Regions from separate parts of the Homo sapiens genome. Here region 1 is linked to region 2. Evidence: chromatin loops called from intact Hi-C (ENCODE). Cell type or tissue: dorsolateral prefrontal cortex. All regions are shown on one strand. Links, peaks and the distances in the headings refer to the core of each region. The heading gives the core; the rest is flanking DNA. Region 1 overlaps NPHP3-AS1 (NPHP3 antisense RNA 1). Region 2 holds the start of TMEM108 (transmembrane protein 108).

Region 1 (14,844 bases), core at 6,845-14,844, 310 kb after region 2:
GACACAGGGCGGGGAACATCACACACCCAGGCCTGTCTGTGGGTGGGGGGCTGGAGGAGGGATAGCATTAGGAGAAATATCTAATGTAAATGATGAGTTGATGGGTGCAACAGACCAACATGGCACATGTATACCTATGTAACAAACCTGCACGTTGTGCACATGTACCCTAGAACTTAAAGTATAATTAAAAAAAAAAAAAGAAACAGAAACAGAAAAAGAAAATGGCCCCAAATGGAAGCAGAGGAAAGCAGCACGGAATGAAGAGCAGCAGAAACGGTGAAAGGACATCAATATGAACAAATGCTCACTATATAAAAACAGTTATGTTTGATAAAACTTAAAATAGAGAAAGAAGATACTTGACAACAAAAGCATAAAAATTGAAAATGGGGTAAATGAAGTTTCAGTTTTTAAATTCTTGCATTATCCATGAAATACTAAAAGTTCTAAATAATGATAAACTGAATAACCAAGGATATATGTGGAAATGTTTAGAATAACTACTAGAAGATTAATACATAAATATGTAACAAGCTAATATGGACAAATGAAATAACATTTAAAAATACTTGATTAATCCAAATAAAGGCAAGATATATATATGTATACTATTATGTAAAGGTAATATACATAATAAACATATATATTTACACATACATATATTTATTATCTATATATTTATACACAAAGTATATATTCATATGCAATATATATTTATATTTCTTTTAATATAAAATATATATTTATATGCTATATATATATATTCCTTTTAAATGGAAGTAAAACTTCAGCATCTGTTGGATATAGGCCTTTGGTTTGTTTTGAAAAAAAATGAGGAAAAAATTAAAACTTAAGTCACAAGAATTTATAATAAATATTGTCAATATATATGTGGCCTATGTAACTATTATATTTAAATCCACAAAGTTGCAGAAGAAAAATTACCCAGGATAGAAACTTTGTAGTAGAGCTCAATAATATATGGAAATTATTTCTAAGGAAAGAAACATAATTTCAAAAACACAGCTAGTTCTGGGGAAGCCAATTTACTTTAAGAAGCTGAAACATTCAGGATAATTTAATGCAGAGGGAGAATGACAAAAATCACCTTTTTTAGGTGATGATGGGAAGTGCGAAGTTTTATTTCTTCAGGTGAAGAAGGCTGTTATTTACTCAAAGGATGTTTGTTCCTAACCCAGGGAAATAGTATTTGATAGATGTGGTTTTATCTTCTGAGACTTCACTGTAGCAATGTTCTGTGAAACCATACTAGAATTAAGAATTTTTATACCTTTGGTAACTGACTCTCCCGATGTAGAGTTGAAAGGGGATGTTTTTACTTAACTATATCATAACAAATCTTTTTATTTATTTGTATGTACACACCCCACCCACACCCAACCCCTCACCACACACACATTGGCATTAGTGAAAGTAACTGACTTATCACAGATGTTCCAAATACTGAAGTTTCAAGATAATAGAAGTTTCTCTGATGAAGGGTCACCAACATCTTTTTTAAGACAACATATTAGCTACTTAGCAGAGAAGTTTTTATAAATTATTATACACTTGCCAATATACTTACATCAACTACAAACCACATAATATATATTTTACTGACAATTAAGGACCATTATTATGAACATTGATCGTTATACTAGCCTATAATGTTCTCAGGGACTGCAGAACTGCTAAAGGTGCTAAACTACTTCTTTTTTAAAGAAAATTATCCTATCTAATTTTTGTGGTTTTCCAGCTTCCTTTCTCGACTTCAGGCCACAGCTGTAGTTTTCACTACTGCCAATGTTTCCACTTTGTCCAGTCTTTTCTAATCTATTATAAATTTGAAAGCCAAGGTCCAACACAATAGAGCATAGGATCTTCATGGATCCTCTCCTGTGAGTTAGATGAATGCTGGACATGGAAAGTGTTTAGAATTTTACCAAAATTACTTTTCTCTTTTTCCACTTATGGGTTTGGGGTGGTATTTTACATAGCTAAGGTTTTCCTATAAGAGAACTACATGGAAGTGAAAAACATATGTTTGTCGATTTTTATTAATAATGCATATAATGTCAGACTCTACTTCCATCTGAACTTTAACCCGTTAACTCTCAGGAAATTGGTTCTACTTAGCTCCTGGATGCAAGGGGGTGGAATGGGATGAGAAGTGAGGGAGAAAGGAGCTAGCACTCACTGAGCCACTGTTGGGGATCCTGCTAGGTAGAGCCACCACTGTGTTACCTCATTTAATTCTTAAAGCCAGTCTATGAGGCACACATTACCAACTTCATTTTATAGTTAAGAGGGAAAGAAACTAACAGACAAAAGCAAGGCTCAGAGGAGTAAAGGAATTTATCAAAAGTCACCCTGCTAGAAAATAGCAGAACTGGGATTCAAACCTTGCTTTGTCTCACTGCCTCCTTTATTCCCTTCCACTATGTAAAAGCTTTGGAAAATCTCAGGGATTAACTAGAAAAGTCCAACGCTAGGGAATGTACTATGGTGAAAACATAGCTCCAATATTCTGGGCAATATTACTGTGGTTCTAAAACTGCACAGAGGGAAAAGATGACATAATAATCTAAAATCTTCTTAAAAAATTGAACAATTTTAAGCAATAAAGGTACATATAGGAGAAAATGCAAGAATAGATTTTAAATGAATCTGAAGTTTCTTTTTGGTGGTATTTTTAAACTTTCCTAAAGAGAAATTGTGGATAACCACCAAGGATCAAAATTAACTTGCATAAGGTATACGTGAGGCAAGGGCAGTGAACTTGAATCTCTAGGAACTCCTTCTAGTGACTCAGGGAATCAAGTAAATTTGCATTAACTGGCTTGGTGGAGTTGGTAAGAGACTATTGCTAAGTCACAAATGGGACTTATAAATTGCCTGATTTGGAGACTAAATGGTGTAAGGGAAAAGGCTGTGGCTACCCTTCCCTAGGAAAGAGTAGAAGACAGGCTTTCACTGGGTATAATTTGAGTTGTAAATGAATGTCCAGTGGAAGAAGTGTATTTGAAAAATGGCAATGTAAAAAATGGACAGAGGTGATAAGTTCAAAGGTGAAAAGATGGATTCAAATGTCACTTGTGTAGACAGGAGCTGAGCTCACAGCTGAGACTAGAGCCACTCAAAACCCAAATACACTGGAAGAAAAGCAGAGGACATAGTTTTGAGGAGACTCCTGATATGGTTTGGATTTGTGTCCCTGCCCAAATCTCATGTTGAAATGTAATCCCGATGGATGCGAGGCCTTGTGGGAGGTGATTGGACCATCAGGGCGGTTTCTAATGGTGTAGCACCATCCCCCTAGAGCTGTTGTCATGATAGAGTTTTCACAAGATCTAGCTGTCTGGTTGTTTAAAAGTGTGTAGTACCTCCCCGCTCTCTCTCTTCCTTCTGCTCTGGCCATGTAAGATGTGCCTGCTTCTCCTTCCCCTTCTGAGGAGTTTCCTGAGGCCTGCCTAGCCATGCTTCCTGCACAGCCTGTGAAACTGTGAGCCAATTAAACCTCTTTTCTTTATAAGTCTCTGGTATTTATTTATAGCAGTGCAAGAACAGACTAATACAGTGGAGAAAACATTAGTTATAGATAATGAAAAGTGATTAAGCAAACTATTCCCTATGTGCTATATCCTATCATTTTGTGCTAACAGTTAATGCTTCATTAAAACTTAAATCATATATGCTGGTTATACTTTCCCCACCATGAATAACAACCCTTCCTTCCATTTTCAGGGCAGCATTTCTTTTTGTGGGTCTTCTTTTGTTTTGGTTCAATTTAGTTTGTGAGTCTGTTATCATCTAATAAACTGATGTGTGGGAGGCAACACAGATGCTGGTAAAATCAATTGAAGAATATGTACATAAATGAAATGATATCTCATGTTTATGGATTAGAAGACTAATATTGATAAAATGTCCATACTACCCAAAGTAATCTACAGATGCAATGTAATCCCTATCAAAATGCCAATGATACTTCTCACAGAAACAGAAAAAATACTCTAAAATATATATGGAACCACAAAATAACCCAAATAGCTAAAACAATCTTGAGTAAAACAAACAAAGCTAAAGGCATGACCCTGATTTCAAAATCTACTACAAAGCTATAGTAGTCAAAACAGCATAGTAGTAGCATAAAAGCAGACATATAAACCAATAGAACAGAAATGAGAGCCCAGAAAAAACTTCATACATTTATGATAAATTAATTTTTGACAAAAGTGCCAAGTGCACACAATAGGGAAAGGACAGTTTAGTTGATAGTGTTGGGAAAACTGGATACCCACCTGCAGAAAGAATGAATGGGACCTTATTTTATGGGACCCATATAAAAAAAATCAACCCAAAGTGAATTAAAGACTTAAACATAAGACCTAAAACTATAAAACTGCTAGAAGAAAGCATAGGGGGAAATGCTATGACATTGGTTTGGGCAATAATTTTTGGATATGAACCCAAATGCACAGGCAACAAATGCAGAGCAGACAAATGGAATTATATCAAATTAAAAATCTTCTGCATGACAAAACAATAAAAACGAAAACAAAACAAAACAACAGAGTGAAGAGACAACCGATGAAATGGGAGAAACATTTGCAAACTGTACATCTGATAAGGGCTTAATATCCAACATATAAGGAATTCAAACAACTCAATAGCAAGAAAACAAATAACCTGATTTTAAAATGAGCAAGGGGGAAAAAAACTAACAAAAGCAAGGCTCAAACGGGTAAAAGAACTTACCAAAAGTCACACTGAATAGGCATATCTCAGAAAGACATACAAATAGCCAACAGTATATTTTTAAAATGCTCAACATCACTAATCATTAGGGAAATGCAAATTATATAATTTGCATAATAATAAAACCATAGTGAGATATCACATGTCAACCAAAACTGAGGCTGTTGAGGCAAAAATAATTTGACAAATTATTTCTGCATTCCAAGTATTGCATTGGAAGCTAGATGTGAGGACTGGACTAGGAAGACATACCAAAAAATTGGGGAGGGTTCTAGAGTCTATTACAAGTTGGAAGGTTTTATAGGAAAATTTAGGAGAAGGGAGGGGGACTCCCCATAGTTTTTAATTGGAGATTATAAAACAGAGGTTGCAATCTAGATACAGATTGCAATGTACAGGCTGAAATGTCTATATGCAAGACAATCAGTAATACTTTATGATTTAGAAATAAAATCAGTGTCCTTTTCAGTGTCAGTAAGCTATGCCTTAATCAATACATTAACAATTTGAGGAACTCATGATAAGATTCATCACTAAGGGACAGGTTGTCAGCATGAATCACAAGACCTTCCCAAGGTGGGTTAATTTGGAAGCCTGTTTACTTTTAAAGTGAACTGTCAAATGTGACCTGTAGGTTATTTCCCTTTTTGATCAAAAATCTTCCCATGGAAACATTGATACTCAATCTCTGCTTAAGTTAGAGTGACAGACATTCTTTATTTCTCAGCACTGGGAAGGCCCATTCCTAGGAAGTCATGTCCCTCAGCAAGAGGAAATAACTTTGTTATCACAGGCAGGCAAAATTACTAGCAACATCAGGCAGGTCATGAGACAGGCTACATGTTAGTTTCCTGAATAAAGAATCATCTCCAGTCACTGGGAGACATTAGCTGTTGATCTCAAGGAATCTAATATTCAGTCCAAATTGTAGGCAAATAGTAATAAAAATAAATCAAAAACAATGGGCAAGTCTAGAATCAAAAAGCAGGTATACTATAATTTTCTTCTGAAACATAATTACTCTCTCTCCAGTCCTCCTTTTTTACCAAAGACAAATAATGAGACCAATTTTGTTCGCAATATAAGTTTTTGTCTTATCATAATTGGCCTAATTATTTGCGTAAAGTACAACAAAAATAGTGATCAGCCATATAGGCTCTTTTAAGTTGACTTTGCTGGAACGTTTTCATAAGGGCTTTTAGATTAGACTTTTAACAACTCCTTCAGGCTAGGGAGCCAAGCCAAGGATTCACCATCAGACTGTGCCTATAATACCTGTATGAAATGGGTGAATTTCTCTCTTCTTGAGGTGCCCAAAATATCTGGAGGTTCCTGGGCCTGTCAGAAAGTGACATTCTTTAATTACTGCAAGGTCAGGAACTCCGTAAAGAAACTATGTAGACAAGGTACCAGGCCAGTCTTTTCCAAGTCTATTGGCTTTACAAAGTCAATTTCAATCCCTCAAAGCAGTCTTGTCATATTTGAAAATATGACATTATAGTCAAAGCCTTGGTAAAATAACCAATGTTTCCAATGTGACTTAATACAAAAGAAAACAGAATTGAATCAAACTTATGCAAATAAATATATTGCCATAAAATAAGAACACTTAGGAATAGTTTCCAAACTCTCTGGAGAATTTAGGTAGAGAGAAAAAGGTAAATCTTTCAATTTTGCTCACAAAAGTATACTTTAACCAATTGCTGTAAGATATAAATAGCTCAAATGAAAAAAAAATTCTTGACTGGAAAACAAGTATGGAAAGAATCAGCAATGTTTCAAACAGTCATAAAAATCATTTTAGTCCTCTATCAGTTTAGTTTCATGTAATTCTTGTTTTGCTTTGTGTTGGGTTTGCTGTCTTCATGAATCCATCAGTTTATTAGTAGAGTTATGGAAGTTTTTACCTAATACATTGATCTTAACATTATCAGAAATCTGTGTTCAAGAGTAGTTGTTAGAGTCTTTTCCATGAAAAGCAATTTTGGACTATAGCTCATTGTAAATGCTTTTAGTAAAGAATTCAAAATAATAACTGTGGATAACAAAAACTTAAAATAGTCATGTTTAAAATCTAGTGGAAGACAAAGAAATTTAGTTGTTTCTATTATATGTGGCATTTTAAAACAAAAAACAGAATCATGACTGACAGCATCACATCATGATTTCCAGACTTTTATAAATTTCATGTAATCTCTACAATATTCCTATTAATAATACATCCATACAAATATAACTTTGGAAAAGATTTAATATAGTCAAAATTATGACTCATAACATTAGATTTTTATAAATTTATATAATTCTGGGGATATTTATATCAATAACATGCCCATAAATATAACTGAAAGAAGATCTAGTACCATTTATCATTTGACAATGTTTCTCATACAATTTACCAAATAAGCCTAATAATTTAATATCTCTACAAGACATATTCTTTGAGGTTCTCCAGAGGTCTAACTAGAAAACCCTAAAGTTAATTTTAGGGGAAACAGCCTACTTTAGGAGTTGATTTGGGGGAAGTTTGTCAAAGATGTCAAAAGTTCCAAGCATTTGATGAAAACAGAATCGCCAGTCACTGTTAATTAATACTTATTCATTTAACCAGAGTGGTAATCAAAAGACTTCAAAAGCAATAAAGAAAGTTACATGGATGTAAAACCCTTAATCCTTTTAAAGAAACCAAAACCAAGTAAGGACAACACAGAAATTATCTTGATAAAAGGAAGTTTCAAAAAGAAATGGATTTTAGAATTTTAAAATAAAAATCTTTTGCAATTTTATTAAAAGAAAATGAATACTTTACAAAAACCTTGTTATAATACAGGGGACCACATTTTTTTAGTTTTGTTCTAGCATATTTTCAATGTCAAAGCTTAATCTTTAGAAAACTTAGAAATAATTTCTTTAGAATTATAGCCAACTTAATCACACACAAAATTGTTTTCATAAATTCTCTTTTCACGAACCTTATCATGACATAGGCAGACCATTGAAAACACGCTTGGACTTTCTGCTTTGTCCTGTATTTCCTCTTTCTTAAATAACCAGTCATTTTACATTAGGACAAAACTTTATCATATGAGATTCTTTCTCATACAAAATTATTCTCTTTTCTTTTTAACCTTCCTTACCAAAAATGCATCTTCATATCCATAACCTTCTTCATATTTTTCTCTCCTAGTTACTTGTTCCTTTTTAATCTTGTTTCTTTCTCCTTCCTAAGTCCATATTTTGAAACAACCTTTAAGTAACCTACAAATTAGACAAAATTATTTTTTCTTTCTCAATAAAGAACACATTTTTATAATAATTTTTATAATAAAGAACACTTCTTATAATTTTTTCTTATCAAAAACACATCTTATTTTTGGCACATTCTATATATAAAATTATATATAAATATTAATTAGAACTTTTAACTCTCAGTAACCTTACATTTTAGTGACAACCTCGACAACAAGAATCTTTGCTTGTCACATATCAGTGTCTTATAAATGAAAACCATTTTATAATCTTTAGAAACATGTTTTCTTATAATATGTTTACCTTAATTGGAAATGACCCAGACATTTAATAGTATCTATTATTTAATTTAACATAGCTTTAAGATTTCAAATTACATGAAAAGTTCCTCTAGAGGTGTATCTCATTGACAGTTATCTAATTTATTTATTTTTAACAGCTTACCTAGAATATTTATGAAAACTGAAATATTAGACAAAGCTAGTCAACATTTCAAGTTATTTTACTGCTAACCACGTTTATAGTCTGTGAATATCAGATATTCACTTAAGTAAGAAGCTTAAAGTTAAATTTATGGATATTTTGCCAAAAACTCAGAAGATGGTTGTTCTTATTAAACTAGTCTTACATGCTAAAAGATCTATTCAAGTGATATGAATTTACAAAGTATTTTGGCTTACTAATTGATGAGTGCTTATTTATTTATAAACCAATTTGGTACCATGTAAACAATATACAAATACAGACATGTGTACATGTACATATAAAAATACAAACAGATGCAAATAAAGATTTTATAGCTTTGCTTTTAAAATTTTATTCATGAGTCAGGTAAAACTCACCAGCTTAAAAGAACAGTTGAATTAAATTGTGCCTCTGTAAATACAACAAGTTAATCTGTCTTCCATGGCTGAAGATCTTACCGAGTACAGTAAATTTACATCTCAAGGCACAGAGACATAATTTAAGTTTTCTAAAAGGCCAGTGAAGTTTTATATCTGCAAGGGACTGTGAGGTCTAGCAGCACATTTAAAGAGTATTATCTGATATTTGGTAAAAGGTTTAATCAGGTTTACTTCCACTTTAATGGAGGTGGCTGTATGTATTTTACTAATGTATATGGAAGACCACAAATGGTTTGGCAAAGCTAGCAATAAACCATAAAATGTGTTGATCATTAGTACCACTTTAGAAAAAACTTGTTGGATCTGTATTTTTAGAATCTCAGTAGTTTCATTCTCATTCTGCAGTTGTTCCATTTGCTCCTTCTGTTTTAAATTTAAATACATTTTAACTCCCTTGAAAGAAGTAAATGAGTCCATTGTGAAATTCCAAAAATCTCTGCCTAAGAGATGTATGGGAGCCCAAGGAACAAGCAGAAGGGAATGAGTTCATATAAGAGAGAAGATGAAAGAACAGGGGTAGACAAGGAGGAGCCATGGGGAAGAAAGGGAGAGAGCCTTCTAAGTATTTTTCAACTAATGTACAATGGTTTGAATGGTTTTAAATATCCTTTTGTTTACCTCTTGAATGGAGGCATTTTTTTTTTTCAAAGAATTTCTTTTAGAAGCTTCTAGGTGCTGTTGGAAGTAAGTCTCCCATTCAATCTGGCTCCAAAACCAACTTTTTCCATTTGTGTGCACAGATAAATTATTTTAGGCATTTTCAAAACATCCCCATTTTGGCCACTGCTGCTGATGACCATCCTGGGTTAGATGGGTCCACTTATCCAAGTACTTGCAAGTAAAACAACATGAAACCAGCTAGTGTCAACAGAGGTGGTATACCTTCAGTCTGGATGCATTTTCCTGGCTGCTTTGAGCAAGACAAGCTCTATAAGGGGTCAGGTGTGCTGACTATGAATCTTTCCTCTGGGGATTTCATACAATGGGCTGAAAAGAGTTCTTATGTGTCTTGGACTCCCAAGTCACCTCCAAAGAAGGGTCGGGATGCTCGGGGCAAGAGATGATCAGTCCTTCTAAAGCCTACAAGCTGAGCAAAAAGTGAACAGTTTGGCCAGAGGGAGTAAATGTCTCATCTTTGGAGCAAGAGTGCCCTCATGTGATTGAGAAGGAGAAAACTAAGGAAAGATTGTCTCACCTAGCCTCCAGGGAAACAATTCACTGAGCTCCTATTTTATTCTGCCCTAAAATTCCCAATAAAACCCTTCCCTTGAATTGGTAGCAGTAACTCTTGTGCTGAAAGAGTCATTGTACCTCCTGGCCAGGGAGGAAACTAGCTTCAATAAACCAGAACTTCAGCCAAGATGTGAGGGTTCCAGGAGGAACCCATCTGTAGCACCCAGCAGGAGCATTTAAATTTGGGAACACAATAGGTTCATTACTGGTACATGCATAATGGTCAAAAGCCACATTGGATGATCCAGGGAAGTTGCTCTGGAATCCTGCTGATTATAACAGAATGTTGACTGAAATTAAGGTTCTTAAGGCAGAAATAATTTGATAAAGTTACTTTGGAAGCCAAATGTGAGGATCAACCCAGGAAGACACACCAACAAAATTGGGAGGGTTCCAGAGTCCGTTACAAGTTAGAAGGCTTTTGTAGGAAAATTTAGGAGAAGGGAGGGGGACTACTCATAGGAGTTGTCCTTTTTCATTGGCGAGTACAATATAAAAGTTACAATAATTGGATACAGATTGCAACATATAGGCTAAAATGTCTATGTACAAGACAACCAGTAAAACTTTGTAATTTGAAAACAAATCAGCATCCTTTTCAGTGTCAGTAGGGTATGTCTTTATTAGTACATTAACAATTAGAGGAACTCATAAGGTTCATTACTGAGGGACAGGATGTCACCATGAATTATAAGACCTTCCCAAGGTGGGTTAATTTGGAAGCCTGTTTACTTTTAAACTGTCAAATGTTACAGTCAAATGTTAAACTGTCAAATGTTGTAGCTTATCACACCTTACACCTGTTAGACTGGTTATTATAAAAAAAAAAAAAAGATGAAAGATAAGTGTTGGCAAGGATGTGGAGAAAAGGAAACCTTTGCACACTGTTTGTAGGAATTAGTACAACCATTATGGAAACAATACGGAGGTTCCTCAAAAAACTAAAAACTTAACTACCATTGGATGATCCAGCCATCCCACCAAGGGGTATATACCTAAAAGAAATGAAATCAGTGTGTTGAAGAGATATCTACACTTCCATGTTCATTGCAAAATTATTCGCAATGGCCAAGATATAGAATCAACTTAAGTGTCCATTAACAAATGCATGGATACAGAAAATTTAATATATATATATATCTCCAATGGGACAGTATTCAGCCTTTAAAGAAGAAAATCCTGCCATTTGCAACAACATAAATGAAACTGGAGGACATTACACTAAGTGAAATAAGCCAGACACAGAAAGACAAATGCCATATGATCTCACTTACATGTGGAATTTAAAAGAGGACTCACAGAAGCAGAGAGTAGAATGGTGGTGGTTACCAGAGGCTGGTGGTGAGGGGGGGCTGGAGGATGTTTGTCAAAGAATACAAAGTTTCAGTTAAACAGGAGGAGTAAGCTCAAGAGATCCATCATACAACGTGGTGACTACAGTTAATAACAATATATTGTGTACTTGAAAATTGCTAAGAGAAACTTTAAGCATTCTCACCATAGAAAGTATGTGAAGTAATACATATGTTAAATAGCTTGATTTAGCCATTCCACAAAATATACATGTATCAAAACATCATGTTGTATTCCAAAAATATATACAATTTTTATTTGTCATCTTAAAAAATAAAATAATTTTTATAAGGAAGTCTGGTGCTTTTTGCCTTTTGGCGTCAGAATGTAACAGACATATAACCATCAGAATATAACCATCTCCATCGACTGATTTGACTCGGGTTCAAAATGTAATAGCCAGAAAACAGTGAAGAAACACTATTTTTTAGGACAATGGTAGTCATATGTATTTAAGGATGCAGATATGCCAGTGATTTCTGTCACAGAGAGGCCCTAGTTTTGCTGGATATCAATCAAAACAGCCTTCAAAGAATGAAATATACATGTCAGGCTTGCCAAAAAAATGTTTAGGGTCTCCCTACTAAGTTACTTAGAAAAGAGAGTTTAAATGAAATAGTGCATTTTCTGGATCCCTGGGAAACAAAACATAATCAAAACTAGTTTATTCATTTGGATGTCTACAACTGCTATAAAGTGAACTACTATTATCTCCGTTTTCAGATGAGGAGACTAAAGTGCAAGAAGCCAAATAACTTGCACAACATTTTGCCAGAATCTAAGCTATGGCAACCATATAACAACTCGTTCCCTATCTCCTTTTCCTGGTCTCCTCCCTACTGGAACAACTGTCTCAGACCAGTGAAATGTGCACACTTTGACCTGTGGCCTTAAGTGTCTTCTTCACAGTGCCCAAGGATAGATGTGTTCCTGGATAATCTGAGTTAATATGTTGAAAGCGTATTTCCAAAGACTACATATTACAGTGGCATTTGAGTTGTTTAGTCTGCATTTAGCATAAACAGCATTCAGCTGTGTGCTAAGCTGAACCAATAGCCACCTTGTCTAACGCTGTTTCTTGAGGAAATATGCTTCAAATACTAAATATCAGATTTTTAAATTAATCGCTGGAATGCTGGAACACAACTTCTTTCTAAATTGGGGTTATAACTCACATATAAACTCCCCTTAATTATGATGAGAATTAATAAAATTTTGTAACTGTAAGTAAATCTTATCTAAAAGATAAAATCTTTTTTTTTTTTTTTTTTTTTTTTGAGACAGGGTCTCACTCTCACTGTACTCTCACTGGAGTACAGTGGCACGATCCTGGCTCACTGCAGCCTCCACCTCCCAGGCTTAAGCAACCCTCCCACCTCAGCCTCCCGAGTAGTTGGGACTACAGGTGTGCATCACCACGCCTGGCTATTTTTTTTATTTTTTGTAGACAGTGGGTTTCACCGTGTTCCCCAGTCTGGTCTCAAACTCCTGGCTCAAGCAATCCACCTGCCTTGGCCTCCCAAAATTCTGGGATTACAGGCATGAGCCAGCACGCCGGGCTGTTTTAAGCTCTTACAGTTACAATCAGCCACTTTTATTCATACATTACTTGTGAAGAGATTTTTTTTCCCCTTGCAACTACAAATGTCAGCTGACTCTTTTCTCTGTGGCTGATTTATGTCAGAAAAGGCACATCTCAAATGTATACAGTAGTGAAGACTTCATCTCTCCTTCATAGGAGCTAATTGAATATGGCGCCTCATCTTCATCCTGGCATGTGGGCATTGAGTGTAAGAAAAAATAATAGTCACTAATGACAACCTGAAGTGGGTGCTGGTTACTAGGTTTGGGATAGATGGCTCCATAGAAGAATTTAAGATTATATTCAACTTCACAGATGAACATGAGGCAGAGGCGGAGAGAGGTCGGAGAATAGCCTTGAATTTGAGAAACAAAGGGACATTTCTCAGCAAATAAGAAATAAATGGCTTCTTTCATCCTAGAGGCTGTTATGGAGAAATAGAACCCCTTTATTTGTTAAACAAATATCCCAAATGTGCAGTATGCTTTATACAGGACCACAGGTAAACATATTGGCTATGGTATTCTTAACAAAACCCATTGCAGCTCTTCTTAAAGCATGGCCTTCTATATATCCATATATTTGATTAGCCCAAGGGGAAACAGCCCAGGGAAACACTATCGTTAGAACACATACTTCATAAAAGAATGGATACCCCATATTTAAAATATTCTTACCCCATTTCCCTGTCCAGTGCATGTGGATGTGTTGCCTTTGTTTCACTCTTGCACCCACCTTGGCACTAAACTCCTCTTCTTCACCAATTCCTGAAAAAAAAAATAGGTCACAGCAAGTTTTTCAGAATTTGTAAACTTATTGAACATTTGGGACATTTTTTTAGGAGATACTACACAGCACTCCAGCATTTCTCTTATCGCTTTTCCTTCTCCTTTACTGTTTTCATCAATGTCTTCTCCTTCCTTGTTCAATTTAATTCAGTATGCCCCTCTGTCTGTTAGGACAGGCTGGGTTGTTCTCTGGCCAAAATAATCTGAACACTAGGGCCTTAATACAAACATTTACAGAGGAATGAGCCTTTCATTGATGTACTTTCAGAGTAGTTATAGAGATTATCTAAGCCTAAGCTTCACATTTATATCTTTTATACCATGGATAGTTATTCAGATACTAAAAACATTGTAACAAGGTGGACTTTACGGTTTCCTAAGAGGTAAAGTTAACTTTATTTTGTCCTAATGGTTCCTAAATTAGTATTTGCTTCTAAATCAAAAGATAACTTTAAAAAATTCAGATATGTGAGCTCTACTTAAAAACATTTGGATTCGGTGGACTTGATGTGGGGTCCATGGCTCTACATTTTTAACAAGCTCCCCAGGTAATTATCCAGGTTTGAGAACCACTCCTCCAGTTCAGGGGTCAGCAAACCTGTGAGCTAAATTCAACCAGTCACCAGTTTTTTAAAATAAAGTTTTACTGGAATGCAGACACGCCATTTGTTTGTGTATGGTGTGGGGCTGCTTTTGTGCTATAATGGTAGAATTGAGTAATGTGACAGAGACTAAAGACTGAAATATTTACTATTTGGTCCTTTATAGAAAAAGCTTGCTGATCCTACTCTTGTCTGTTTCATAATAATTTCCAGAGTCATGTTATTACTTGTGATGGGAACTAAGTAAGGCAGTGTAGATGACTGTTAATGAAGGCAACACCCAGACTGTCGTCTTCACAAGGTGATCCTTTTTAATACATACAGCCAAATTATTTTTTTCCTGAGTTACACTGACCCCTAATGGTAGA
Region 2 (14,182 bases), core at 1-8,000:
AGGTGGGGTGGACCTAATGCAGTGATCCAGGTACCCACGCTGACAAAAGTCCTGCCATGTTTAAAACATAATTTCCAAGGTTGCCCTATGGGTCCTCTCCATTCCAGTCAGCTAAGAATGGAAAACAGTATGAAGAAGCTTGCATGAGCATTCTCTGTGCTTTTTTTCCTAGAAGTGGATCACAATACTTTTCCACTTCCATCACATTCTGTTGGTTGGCTAAAACTCAATTACACAGTCACACTTAACCTTATGGGCTGCAGGGCAGTGACCAGACTCCATTGTACAAAAGTGACTTCAGCCCAATCATGAAGAAAGACAGCATTAAGTTTAGAGTAGAGGGTTCTGAGTGAGACACTAGCACAGTAACCTTGACTTAGTTACTTAACTACTCTGAGTCTCAGTTTCCTCAACTGTAAAATACTGTTCCTCTCTCATAGGGCCAATGTAAGACTCAAAAGGACCAGGTGCGGTGGCTCACGCCTGTAATCCCAGCACTTTGGGAGGTTGAGGTGGGCGGATCACAAGATCAGGCGATCAAGACCAGCCTGGCTAACATGGTGAAACCCCGTCTCTATTAAAAAATACAAAAAATTAGCCGGGCATGGTGGCGGGTGCCTGTAGTCCCAGCTACTCGGGAGGCTGAGGCAGGAGAATGGCGTGAACCCAGAAGGCGGAGCTTGCAGTGAGCTGAGATCACGCCACTGCACTCCAGCCTGGGCAACAGAATGAGACTCCGTCTCAAAAAAAAAAGAAAAAAAAAAAAAGCAGCACTTCAGAATTTTTTTAAGAGACAGGGTCTCACTATGTACTGTGTGATCACAGCTCACTGCAGCCTAAAACTCCTCAGCTCAAGTGATCCTCGCACCTCAGCCTCCTGGGTAGTTAGGGCTACAGAAATGTGCCACCAGGCCCAGCTAATTTTTTCTTAAATGTATATAGTGATGGAGTCTCACTATGTTATCCAGGGTGGTCTCAGACTCCTGGCCTCAAGCAATTCTCCTGCCTCAGCCTCTCAAAGCACCAGCTTCTTCTCAAAGGCACGAGCCACCAACTTCTTGGACTTTAAGGTGCATGTGCATCCTCAAGGCATCTTGATAAAAATGCAGGTTCGGGTTTGTTAGGTCATGGGTGAAGCCAGAGATTCTGCATTTCTAACCAGCTCCCACATAATACTGATGCTGTTGTCCTTTGGCATTTTGAGTAGAAAATAGATACAGGATTAGAGAACATTTTTGAAAACCATAAAATGATTTGCAGATATAAAGAATTATTATCCTGGCACTAATTGATTATAAATAAATTCCCAATTAGGCAGCATTTTTTAGGATATGTTTAGTCTGGGTACCAGGTACAATTTCTTAGAGTCACAGGATTTTGGAACAGGAAACAAAGTAGTCACGACTCTCCTACTCTCTCCCCTTATTTTCCAAACAAGGAAACAAGCTCAGAGAAATCAATCATGCCCCCAAAATCTCAAAATAACTCAGCAATATACTGAGATTAGAATGCAGAAAATTGACATTACATAACATAATTAGGTTATTACATAAACCCAAATATAACCTTCTAAAGAAGAAAAGGTAATTTCTATTCTTCTACTAAAGCAATAATAAATATTACTTTGGCCAAAAAGATACATAGCCAAAAAGATGCCAGCAGGTGAATTCACCAACATGGGTCACCATGGCACCAAAAGTAGGCAAGGTGTCACAGGACACAAAGCAAGAGATTTTCAAGCAAATGTTCTTCAAAATTCAAAAATTTTGCATGTTTTAAACAAGGATTTTTATTTCCAATACATACAAACTCCCAGTCACTCTTATTTGGAAACAATTAGGAAAAGTGAGAATTTGGGATTACAAATAGAAAAGGAAAATAATTAGCCAAGGAGGAGCAGCAATTTCTGTGGTAAACCCTGGGTACAAATAAAGGAACCTAAGGATTTTTTTTTAATTCCTAGCATGTAAATTATTTTGCCTCTCTGGGATCATGGTGAGTCCTAGGAGCCTAGAGTTGAACATGAGGTGTACTACCTCAGAAGTCAAAAACTCCAAGTCATGAATTAGAAGGGAACTGAACATCTGGAAATCAAGTCAGATTGGGGGAGAAGGGAGCCTCTTAGTATGCATGTCATCGCCAATAAAGCAACATGAATTTGAAAGTGTTTTGGTAAAATTAGGAAAGAGTACTTATTGAGGAAGGAATGATAAATGGAAATCAATACTCGCATATACATTATTAATTTAAGATGGGTAAAATGCTATTAGCATCATTTAGTGAGCAATTTTTTAAAAGGTAAAAATGTTCCTACAAACTTCAATAAGTTTACCCCATATCTTACCCCTAACACTCTTCCACCCTAATGTCTTTTAGCTCCTCAGACAAGAACTCAGAATTCTTACCCTATTTTGTGTGTGTGTGCCACAGACCTCTTTTGTAGTCTCTTGAAGCCTAAGGACCTCCTTCTCAGAATTATGTGTGAAATGTATAAGATCAAATACATAAGATTACAAATGAAGTGAATTATATGAAAGATTCTCCTATCCAGAGAGATGTTGGGGAGTCCATGGACCCAACTTAAGAACATCTGATTGAGGAATGATTCTTCTAGGATGATGAAAGTTTTTTCTTACAGGAAACAGCATATGCAGAAAAGTTTTTAAAGCCTAAAGATGCGCAGTGAAAAATCCTGCTCACAATCAATCAGTGAAGAAAAGAATGAGCTGCAAAGAGAAGCCTGACCTTGAACTTCTGCCAAAACTCAAAGCTATTCATGCTGTTGCTTTAAAGCCCTACATTAAGGAATTACTCAGAAAATTTTCTTGGCCCCAGCCCTGTAGACACAGCATATTCTGTGGCCTGATGGCAGATGAAATAAAGCAGCATTGGAGAAGGGAAAACTATATTGAGTCCTGAGCTTGCATCCTAGTCCTCTAACTAGTTCTCTGCCACTAACTAGCTCTGTTACCTTGGTCAAGAAACTCAACTCTGAACTGAGCTGTCTATAAATTGAGAAGGTTAAGTTAAATCATCTTCAAGAGTTTCTTCCTACTCTGAACTGTTAGGATCCTAAGGTAATGCACAACCACTTTTCTGGGAGGAAACATTAGCAAGACTTCTTTTTGCCCTAAGCTCACAGTATGAAAATATTTTATAAATAATTTTTAGTCTTCAGAAATAACTTATGAGAATCACCTAACCATATAACTTTAGACTTGGAAGAGATTTTAAGAGACATCCACCATCTCATCAATCTCAGGTGATAAAAGTAAGGTTCAGAAAGGTGAATAGATTTATTTTTAGTCACATAATAAGATGGCATTAATGGACTGTTGGCCTACCACTACCTAGCACAAGCAGGATTTTAGTATTTAGCATTGGTAGTAAAGACAAGCTCATCAGTTCACTTGAGAGACAGAAAGAAACCTCAAATAACCTAAGCCATAGGATGGGAACTACACAAAGCAGCAGGTGACTGGGGTAATTGCACCTAGAGGTAGCATCCTATACCTCAGGCAGAGTCAAAGCCGGGGCCCTCATTATACACTATAACCTTCCCATCTCAAAGAACAGTAAATAACAGCTAGAGAACAAAGAATAGTTATTTCAAAATAGGTGGATGGATGAATTAACCCTGACTAATAACATCATTAAAACCAAAGCACAAGTTTGGGGCTGCTAATATAATATTGAAAGGTCCACATTAACTAAGAAGATCTAAAAACACATTAGGAATTTTCAAGTTTTAGAAGAAACGAATTAAGAATTGTTTTGACCTATCTTCTGTGGACAGCCCTGAAATATAGTGACTACTTTATCAGCATTATTTTTACTAATACTCTCACTGCTGTCTTCAGAGCATGTACTTACCAGCTACTGTTCAGGTTTAAAAGTCACATGTATATTTCCATAGTCCCATCCATGTGTGTAGACTAGCTTCACATGCAAATAATTAGAAACGATTAAGTTGTTGGAAAGTTGGATCAAATCATGATTATTATGTTTAATTAACCAATACATATGCCGGGTGCGTTTAAAGCCTATGCTATGATGCTTGTCAGTTTACTCTCTGCCTTCTCCCTTCAGAAACGCACATGTACAGTCAATGTAATCACAGCCATTCCTCAATCCCCATGACACACGTTATTCCTACCTTATGTAAACAGTTATGGCTTTCAGAACTATTTTCTTTGAGATTTCGTTTGAGGGCTGACATAGCCTTTCAAAATCTTCTGACTAGAGGCTACACACTGCTGGTTTGCCAGCTCCATAGTTCAGCTCCTCCAGGAATTCCCAGGGGCAGCAGTGCCATCTACTGGTAAGGAGGGTACAACTTGTTTTCTGGGAGCCCTGGGGGGTGACATGAGCCAAGTGAAGGAACGGCAGCCTAGATTTAGGTCTCTGTGAGCCCTTCTTTTCTCAAGCACATTACAAGCATAACTGATGCTTACAACCTGAGACGTGTAACTACCACAGGAGCTTTCATCTTGTGAATGGCAGGTCCTCTGGAAGCCACATAAAGCCAGCCAGGCTAGCCAATGAGGCAGCTCTGCCTTGAAATGCCTCCTCAAGGATCCAAAAGCAGCCAGCAGAGCCCCACTGAATTAAACATTTCCTGGCTCTCCTCTTTCCCCAATGCTTCCCTATCAGATGATCTCACCCAGTGCCCCCACCTGTGGCTCTGTTATCCAGCTGTATCTTACAGCATGTGTCCTAAGGAAGGTACTCAGATCCCTCTCAATATGAAGGCTCTTATACTTACACAATGTGACACAGATCCTCCTCAGAGGACACTACTGCTTAGGCATGCAGGTCGGACTCTAATCTCTCTCATTCACTCTCTATGTTCCCCGTCCCTGACCCAGGGGACAGAAACGACAGAAAGGAAATGATTTTGTTGCTGCTTTGAAAGCAACACTAGTGGGCTTTTATTGAATCAGAGAATAAAACCTTGTCCTATAGGTCACTGAAGTACGTTGCTAGATGGACTAAGCTTGTTAATCTTTTTGTTGTCCCTTGCATAACCTAATCAGTGTTTCCCAACCTTTTCAAAATCCCTGCCTCCCTTCCGCAGGCCAAACAAACAATGCATACCCTTTGCGGTTTATGGAACAAAGATTAATTTCTCTCCTCTGAAAATAAAAGTGTATACTATGCCACCTACCTCACCCTCAGCATTCTTTTCTCCCCTCTACTCCATGCCACTTAAAAAAAAAAATTTTCTGGCCGGCATGGTGGCTCATGCCTGTAATCCCAGCACTTTGGGAGGCTGAGGCAGGTGGATCACGAGGTCAGGAGTTCAAGACCAGCCTGGCCAATCTGGTGAAACCCCGTCTTTACTAAAAAATACAAAAATTAGCCGGGCATGGTGCCTCACACCTGTAATCCCAGCTACTCGGGAGGCTGAGGCAGGAGAATCGTTTGAATCCAGGAGACGGAGGTTACAGTGAGCCGAGATCGCACCACTGCACTCCAGCCTGGGTGACAGACGGAGACTCCGTCTCAAAAAAAAAAAAAAACAAACAAACAAACAAAAAAAACTGTGATAAAGTTTTTAAATTATTCCCACTAATTTGGTTTGTGTGAAGTCTATCAGGTGACAACCTATATTTCACTTTACTAGGGTCATTTGTGATATTCTAAATGAGCTTTGCAGCAACTTGTTCTTTTACTTTCATTCATCTCAGAAAACCGACAAAATTTGATTTCCGGTGGCTGATAAACCTGAATTTGATACCCCTAACAAATTTAGGTGTTCCCTCTTAAAAAAATATATTTATCTTGCCTAGTAAACTGAATTCTTGGCAAGTGTAGGCATTTCACAGGCATGGGGTGTGTTTTAGAGGTTTGAAATCAGGTCATTTCCTAAAGAAACATGTTGTTGTACAGGGAATGTAAGAGCTATAAAGGGCTTTGAAGGTATCAGGATGTCTCCAAGGGACAAGGTAGAGAGACCCTTATCCATCTCATACCAGAAAGAGTTCTGAATAAATTACGTGGAAAGTCCAGAACACAGTAATATCTTCATAATGAGTTAGTTGAACCATTTCTTACAGAGTAGATTACCAGGTGTATCCAACAAATCAAGAAGTTAACCCGTGGAAAATTGAAGGGACTTTTTATGTTTGCCTATGAGCTGTCTGGGGAAATGGAGGAGAGGCAGGGAATACTTTCCATAGCTTGACCTGCTCTTAAGTTCCTGGACATACCTTCCCCTTTTTAAAGTATGATTTAAAGGCAACAATCCATCTCCCCCGGACTCCCATACAAACCTCTTTTGGCAGCCAAATGGTCTTCATCGAGCACACACTTTTCAAAGAATTAAGGACGTGTGAGTAGGTTTAGTTTAGACCCTGCCTTCCCTCTCCCCACAACCCAGTAACATGCTGAAAATAAGTAATAACCTTCCTGGGTACCCCCAGAAAAACCTGTTTGCAGAAACTACAACCTTTCCTCCGAAAAAAACCCCTATCTTCTTAAGGAAGAATCTCAGTGTGGTGGTCTGCAGTTCACTGCAGGCATTTCCCTCCTCACCATTTACCAGTCATCAGTTACGCTGCATCTGAAATTGGTTTTTGTAGACTTTCATTTAGACCGGCTCCACCGGTGCCCAACTGCTTAAAAAAAAAAATAGCCCCTGAACCAATCTCTGGATTCCTCCAGCAGGCTCAAAGCGTTCAATTTCGCTGCAACTCTGGGGTGAAAACCGCCAGGTCCAGCCGGCAGAGCAACCTCCCGGGCAGCACGGAGGCTCCGTCCCCGGCGAGGCCGCCGGCACCTAGGCAGGAGGGCTCTTCGCACAGCTGCGCTAGGAATTCGGCTCCGCTCGCGGCCGCAGGATTAGTTCGAGTCCCTCGGGCTGGCCAAAGTGACACTACATTTCTTCTTCTTCGTTTCCCCATGTGACAGGTCCCCCTGCATTAAAGCCACCTCCTCCTCGGCCCCAGCCCAGGTCCAGCGCTCCTGACGCCCGCGCCCCATCACCCGCACCCTCCACCTGGGGAGGGGGTTCATGCCAGCAACCCTCCAGGCGGGAAACAAAGGCGGAGGCAGGGCTGCCAGGTGGGCAACTCCCCTCGGGCAGACCCGTCACGCAGTGGGGAGGATGGGAAGGTGCCTGAGAGGATAGGAAAAGGGAAACCAAGGCAACCGGGGCTGCATCCTCCCTGAAGCTGGGCTCCCGGGGCAAGCTGACCCCACACCTCCCCGAGCCCCGCCCAGCCCAGCCTAACCCGCTTGCCGGGACCCAGCATGGGAAGGACTGGGGGGACGCCCCGGAGCGCCGCTTACCTCGGGAGAAGCGCTCCGGCTCCCTCCGACGGCTCAGGAGAAAGCCCCACCGCTCGCGCACGCGCTCTCGCGCACTCGCGCCTTCGCCCCTCGGGCCCCCGCGCGCGCCCCTCCGACCAGGCTCTGGCCCGCCCCGGCCTTGTCCGTCAGCGTCCGCGACAGCCAATCCGGTCGCACGGAAGGCTCAGCGCCGGTCACGTGGTGAGACCAGCCAATCACCAAATTGCCCTCGGCAGCGCCCGCTCCGATGTCTCTGGGGGTTCGGTTGCTACCTAGCAGAGCGGGTGCGAGGCGGGCACAAAGGGTCTCTGTTTTCGGGGGCTAAGTGGCACTCAGTTGATCAATTACCAGATCAATTGACTTCTCAAATTCTAATATAAATAAGAATCACTTGACTCTCTTGTTAAAATGCGGATTCTGATCCAGAAGGTCTGGGGTGGAGACCTGAGATCCTGCATTTCTAATAAGCTCCCAGGTGGCGATGACGAAGCTCTTGGTCGGAGGATCACGCTTTGAATTGCACCTGTCCGAAAGTAATGGCTGTAGCCCCAGCTCCACGTAATTTGAAACTTGCACGACCTTTCTTGTCCTTCTTCCACTGATGAGAAGCGTTCCTGTGGCTACATGGGGTGTCCCGGTGATGCTTACAGTTTGGGCACCAGCTGAGGGAAGGTGTGTTTAATCCCCACATTACCCACCCTTGGTCTATGGAGCAGCAATCATGCCAACTTGGTGACTGGAGTGTGGAACCAGAAGTGGAGACGGAATGGCCATGGAAGAGAACACTGTGTCTACGTTAATCCTAAAGGGTTGGGCGTGTGTGTCTGAGTGGCGCGGTGCCAGACACTTGGCCAGAGAAGTGGTATAAGTGGTCCCTGCTTCTCAAAACGTAACAATTTGTTGTAGAACTATACAGGCTAGTTCAGAAAGAAGCATGTGGAGAAAACATCCGGGAAGCTAACAGTCACAGCACAAATTCAGGCATAAGCTAAAGAGGTTGTAAAATAATATGCCTTGAGGGTCTTAAAAACTGTCCAAATATTCTTCTGTCAGTAATTCCAGAGTCTAGAAGTTAGGACTCCCACTGGCCCTGTCATTTCTCAAATTTGACCTAAGGACTCAGTGTTTTCGGACTGGCCAGCTAGAACCTTTGTCGTTCAGCGTAGCCAAGCTCTTATTACCCAGTAGTGTACCGCCGTGGTTCAAGATTCTTAAGTGCTGAATTCTCCAAAACCTTCATCTCTCATCTCTTGAAACCAGGTGGTATAACCCTGCTTCAGCATTTCTCTCTCACTATCAAGGTGATCAAACTGTCGCTTAGAGAAAACTTCACCTTTGTCAGTGTGTCCTGAACTTCTCTGGCTTCTCATCCCCAGAAGTGAAGCCCACCTAGCAATCTCAGACATTGTTCATCACATTGTCCCTATCAGAGATGGCATCGCACAAAATTCAGAGTTTCTGGGAACATGTTAAACCTGTCACAGCAATGGTTCTGGCTACAGCAGGAGTAAAGAAATGTCTAAGCAAGAAAAATGTTTTGAAAGCCTCAAAAAAAGTTTGTTTGCTGTCATTAAACCAGTGGTTCTCAAGCCTAGCTGGATGGTAAGTATTTATGGAAGTAGGTTGTGGGGCCCTGTGCCTGGAGATTCTGATTGGGATGAGAAGTGGGGCTTGGGCAGCTATAGGTTTAAAAAGTTCTACTGGCAATTTGATATCCATCCATGCTTGAGAACACCTGCATAAGCTGCTAGATCGATAGACGCATTTTTTAACAGGGAAAACTAAACTCTGCAACACAAATCACTAATGACATACACACTCTGAAAACAGAAGAAAGTTTCCACATAATTTTTGAGAACTGATTTTTAAAGGCCAAAAATAATTCATAGGTAATAAATACTCCAAAGACTAGTCAATGGAATAAATTGAAAAGCTAGGTTCACAACTAGGTTTAATTTCAATTGATTAACTAAATATTTCTAAAAGAACGTATTGCCTTTTGTTAACCATGCCAAACTGATAAACTCTCTGGTAATAGCTTTACTTGTTTTATGCCCTTCTTAACTAAAACAGATTTCCATTTGAGCATTTATTTTTTATTTTTTAAGTTCCGGGGTACATGTGCAGGATGTGCAGGTTTGTTACAAAGGTAAACGTGTGCCATAGTGGTTTGCTGCACCTAGCAACCCATCACCTAGGTGAGTCTATTTCAAAGATTCCAAGGGTTCCCAATTCTCTTTACTGGCGTTTTACCAAATTCTGTTACTTTTTAAAAGTGATTAGTGCCTGCACCTTGGAAAACTATTGTACAACTTTTTTATGGTGTGATATTCAATGTAGTGGAATATGACCTACTTAGATTTTAACTAAATTAGTGAGATCCCTCAGAACATTCTACCAACACCAGCCATCCTACTCAAAAGTGACTTTATTTGTGACACCAGAAATATGGAAGCCCAATGTGTGAGCCTGCAAACTAGCTTCCCTCCTTCTGTGACACTTTTAAAAATATATTTCACAGCATTCAAATGGGGGAGAAATTTTTCTCACCTTGTAAACTTGCTTTATCTATTGAGTAAAACAAGGACAGTTTTCACTGCTACTTAACTGAGTAATGTAAATTTTTAACTAGGAAAAAAGCATTTATTTTTCTCTTTGTGGGTGTCATTATTACAGAAAGAAGCAACAAGAAACAAAGACTCTTGCTTGAGGATGTGAATTTGAAAAAAAAAATCCAGGCTGTCGTTCATCCTCTGTTTTTCAGTCTACTTGCCTCATACATATAACCTGGTTTTCCTGTCTTGGGAAATGGATATATTAGTAACTTGATATGAGTTAGCTCAAACCAGGTTTCCTACCCCTTAGTCCAGAAATTGCCCAGCAAGAGATTTAGGTATATTTGAAAAGAAAGAAAAAGATAAGATATAAGCCATCCACCATTTTGCCAAGTCCCAGAAATCCACCCATTGTTGTATTATTATTAGAACCCCCATAGACTGCTTTATAATTGCTAATTACCTTTTTATCTCTCTGACAATAAATAGCTTCTCTAAACTTAATTGATTTCATTCATGAAGACCGATAGATTACCCAAGGTTCTAGTCTCCATCTGTCATACAAATCCTGGCAGGATAACATTTTGTGTCTATGTATCTGTGTTTTAATAACTGATACTTTTATCCCTTTACTGTGACTGTGTACAGATTTAACCCAACCACAAGGCATTTTTGTAGAAAACTTGGTTTTCTTTATATTCTCTATAACGAATGTTAAGAATATTAATATTCGCTTTTATATTTTCACAAAACAATTTAGACTTAAAATATGTGTAGATAATATATACCTCTCTGTACCTCCCCCAACTTAAGAAATCAAGCATTATACATACAGTTGAAGACCTCATGTGCCCCTCCCAACAAGCTGATTTTTTTTAAATGGAGATTTCAAAATTTGCAAGCTTATTCACCAAGGAGAGATAATGGTTTATGGAAGGAACACCTATCTCATGCATGTAATAGGCAATACAAGTGTAAATGGGCAAAAGTCTTACTGAATAAAATGTTTGGACATTCCAAACTGATATAAGAAAAAGCTAAGAAAGCTGGAAATCACCTGTGGTTCAAAACCTGTGTCTTAACAATTACAAACTGGACGTGGGAAGCAGGTAAGCTTCAGAAAACAACAGTTTGGAGCAGAGATGAGGTAAGGATTCAGGTTTCATTCTTTCAATCAACACACTACATGAGCCTTGTCTTTTAGCTCATTTTAAGAGAGGTAAGCTACCACAATTCAAAATAAAAACTTTTATGTTACAAGCGAGGCGCATAACACTGTAAGATCGCGTAGAGATGGAGTACCAATTCTGACTGATGAAATCAGGGAAAGCTTTCTGCAAGAAATTATACGTGAACTGAATTCCGGAGTTGTAGGAGTTAACCAGGTGTTGTGGACTGTTTCTCCCCAAAATTCATATGTTGAAACCTCCCATCCCCAGTGGATGATGTTGGGAGGTGGGGCCTTTGGGAGGTAATTAGGATTAGATGAGGTTGTAACGGTAGAGCCCTCATGAATAGGATTAATGCCCTTTTTAAAGTCTCCAGAGACTTGCTTCTGCTCTCTGCCATGTGAGGATACAATAAGAAGTCAGCAGACTGTCATCCAGAAGAAGTCCCTCACCAGCACTTGTCCATGCTGGTACCCTGATCTCCAGCCTCTTGACCTGTGAAAATAAATTTCTGTTGTTTATAAACCATCCAGCTTATGGCACTTTGCTATAGCAGCCCGAATGGACTAAGATGCCAGCAAAGGGCAAAAGAAAGGGTGTTCTGGGCCTAGGGAACAGCCCACATGAAAGCATAAGAGCATAGAGCATTGGGAAAGAGAAAGTAGTGTTATTTAACTGGGTTTAACAGGAGAAGGGGAAAAAATGATGATTGAAAGGTGGGGCAAAGACCAGAATTGAAAAATTGCAAATGCATGATATGCCATTCCTCCCTCCTCCTGTACATATGGCAGATAATCAATCATAGTATTCAACTCTGTTATAGTGATTATGAGTAAAATCTAGGGCTACATGGTATGGGTTGAAATCCCAGCTCCTCCAGCTGTGTAAACCCAGACAATTTGGCCCCTGGAAGATACTGGATAAACGATTCACAAAGTTATCTCACCTGTAAAATGGAAATAATGGCAATACAAGTAGAGTGGTCCCTCCTCATCTTCAGGGAGTAGGTTCTACAAACCCCAGTGGATGCCTGAAACCCCAGATAGTACCAAATCCTATATATGTATATGACTTTTTTTTCCTACACATACACACCTGTGATAAAGTTTAATTTGTATATTAGGTACAGCAAAAGATTAACAACAATAATAAGATAGAACAATTGTAACAATACACAGAAATAAGAAGTTATGTGAATGTGGTCTTTTTCTCCAAATGTCTCATTGTGCTATACCTAGGGTAACTGAAACCAAGGAAAGCAAAAACGCAGTTAAAGGGGGACTATTATACTTGTGTCTTTTAGTTGTTTTCATTTGTTTATTTTTGAGGCAGAGTCTTACTCTGTTGCCCAGGCTGGAGTACAGTGGTGCTATCTCGGCTCATTGCAACCTCCTTCTCTGGGTTCAGGAGATTCTCCTGCCTCAGCCTCCCGAGTAGCTTGTATTACATGTGCGCGCCACCATGCGCAGCTAATTTTTATAATTTTTTAGTAGAGATGGGGTTTTGCCATGTTGGCCAGGCTGGTCTTGAACTCCTGGCCTCAAACAGTCCACCCACTTTGGCCTCCCGAAGTGTTGGGATTATAGGCATGAGCCACTACACTGTCTTATAGTTGTTAATGAGCTAATTAAATAATACAAAGTGCTAAAGAAGTATTTGCATGTAGGCAATGCTAAATAAATGATAGGTATTATTAATATTATTCTCCTAAACCTGAATGTAGCTTCATACTCATCAACACATTGTTATTGGCATCCCTCTTCAACCAATCAGAATGGGCACCCAGGGAGAACCTCCTTGCCATCATGGTTCCTGACATGACTCTGACTTAGAGCTCATCGTAATGCCCCTCATGTGTGACAATTCTTATTCACATTTAAGCAAGTTCTTATGATAAAAGGTTTCTCTCAGTCCAAAACAAGTCATAAAAAACTAGCGGCTCACATACCTAAGTATTTTCTTGGAAACTTAGAGATTATTTTTACTGATTTTCTTATGTATAATTTTTAAATAAAACACATCATACTCTAAGTAGTTTGGACTTTTTGTTCCTTAAATGCATTACTTCTCACTTGCTCAGATTCACGGTTACATACCATTTCATGGCTATGCCTCCTGAATTTCTGAACTCTATTCTCATCAGCTTGCAATTCTTATGCAGAGGATCTTAGCATTTCTACAAAGATGTAATTATCATGACTAATTGCTGGGCCTGGGATGTCTTTCATGCATGCATTCATTCCCGTTCAGAAACGCTTCTAGTATTCTCTATGGTGAGTATGAGCCAGACTAGGTGCTGAGGCTACAGGATCAAGCAGATAGGCATGGTTTTCACCTAGGAAAAGTTTAATATCCTCTGCCTATCCTTTAAGCACCACCCTTCAGGCTGAGAAGCTCTGTGAGCTCTCTGGTGGCCCACTGATGCCCCACCAAGATCTCCCTGGGTCCCTTTTAACGACTCTGTGCACCCATTTCTGAGCCTCTGCTCCCTTGGCTGAGTTCTTCAGAGAACTACCTGGCACCACTTCACCTGTATGAAGAACCAAACATGCCTAAGAGAGTATACCACCATTAGCAATGATTAACAGGTGTACATGCAAAAACCCAGCTTCTTTCCTTCAAAGTGTGACAATCTCTAAGGTGTCATTTATACTACAGAGCTCCCTGCATGGCCAGGCTGTCTCTTGCTTGATATCCCATCCCTACTTGACTCTTATGAGTCCTCCTGGATGTTATTTCTTTATAAATCACCTATTCTTGAATACTTGGCTCAGGGTCTACTCCTGGGAAAACTCAGCTTATGGTCACCCCTTTGCTTATTATTAAGATGTAGCATTTATCACATTGTATTTTCTTAGTCTAAGTTATGTTGTATACTCTATATTGTAAGATGCATGAGGACAGAGACCATGATTCATTCAACTTTGAAACTCCCCAAGCTATGACCCATAGCTGGAGCCCAGTCAATCTGTTTAATTAGCTTGAGTTGAAATGTCTCTGGTATGTTTTCCACACAATTTCTACCCCTCACTATTCACTTCTCTGATCTTATCCCCACTTCTCTGCCCCATGATAACACAGCTCTGGCCACCTTGGCCTTCTTAACTACTTCTCAGATATACCAAACTCACTCTTGTATCTGGCTGTAATACTTTGTCCTTCACC

The links. Peaks named below come from ENCODE experiments on the same cell type or tissue, not always from the same donor. Only the 100,000 strongest peaks of a DNase experiment are listed, where the experiment ranks them.
Region 1: it touches region 2 in a loop (7-fold over the local background); 64 of 110 quality-filtered maps call a loop at or near these places.

Annotation. Positions count from the first base shown.
Region 1 is chr3:132,726,502-132,741,345 of GRCh38, reverse strand. NPHP3-AS1 (NPHP3 antisense RNA 1) reads right to left here. Exons shown (of 11, transcript NR_002811.2): 2 at 13,764-13,853; 3 at 7,902-8,022. Among named protein-coding and RNA genes, the nearest start is that of NPHP3-ACAD11, 11 kb to the right of the region's middle. In dorsolateral prefrontal cortex, for the core only: CTCF peaks have their summits at 10,068, 14,638 and 14,837 (motif pointing left); no DNase peak of the experiment used is centred there.
Region 2 is chr3:133,031,547-133,045,728 of GRCh38, reverse strand. It overlaps TMEM108 (transmembrane protein 108), which reads right to left and starts at 7,338. Exons shown (of 6, transcript NM_023943.4): 1 at 7,294-7,338. RefSeq lists enhancers at 4,170-4,464, 7,350-7,644. In dorsolateral prefrontal cortex, for the core only: CTCF peaks have their summits at 4,129, 4,328 (motif pointing left) and 7,488; DNase peaks (open chromatin) are centred at 4,318, 6,948 and 7,468; H3K4me3 peaks cover 4,715 bases; H3K27ac peaks cover 3,208 bases.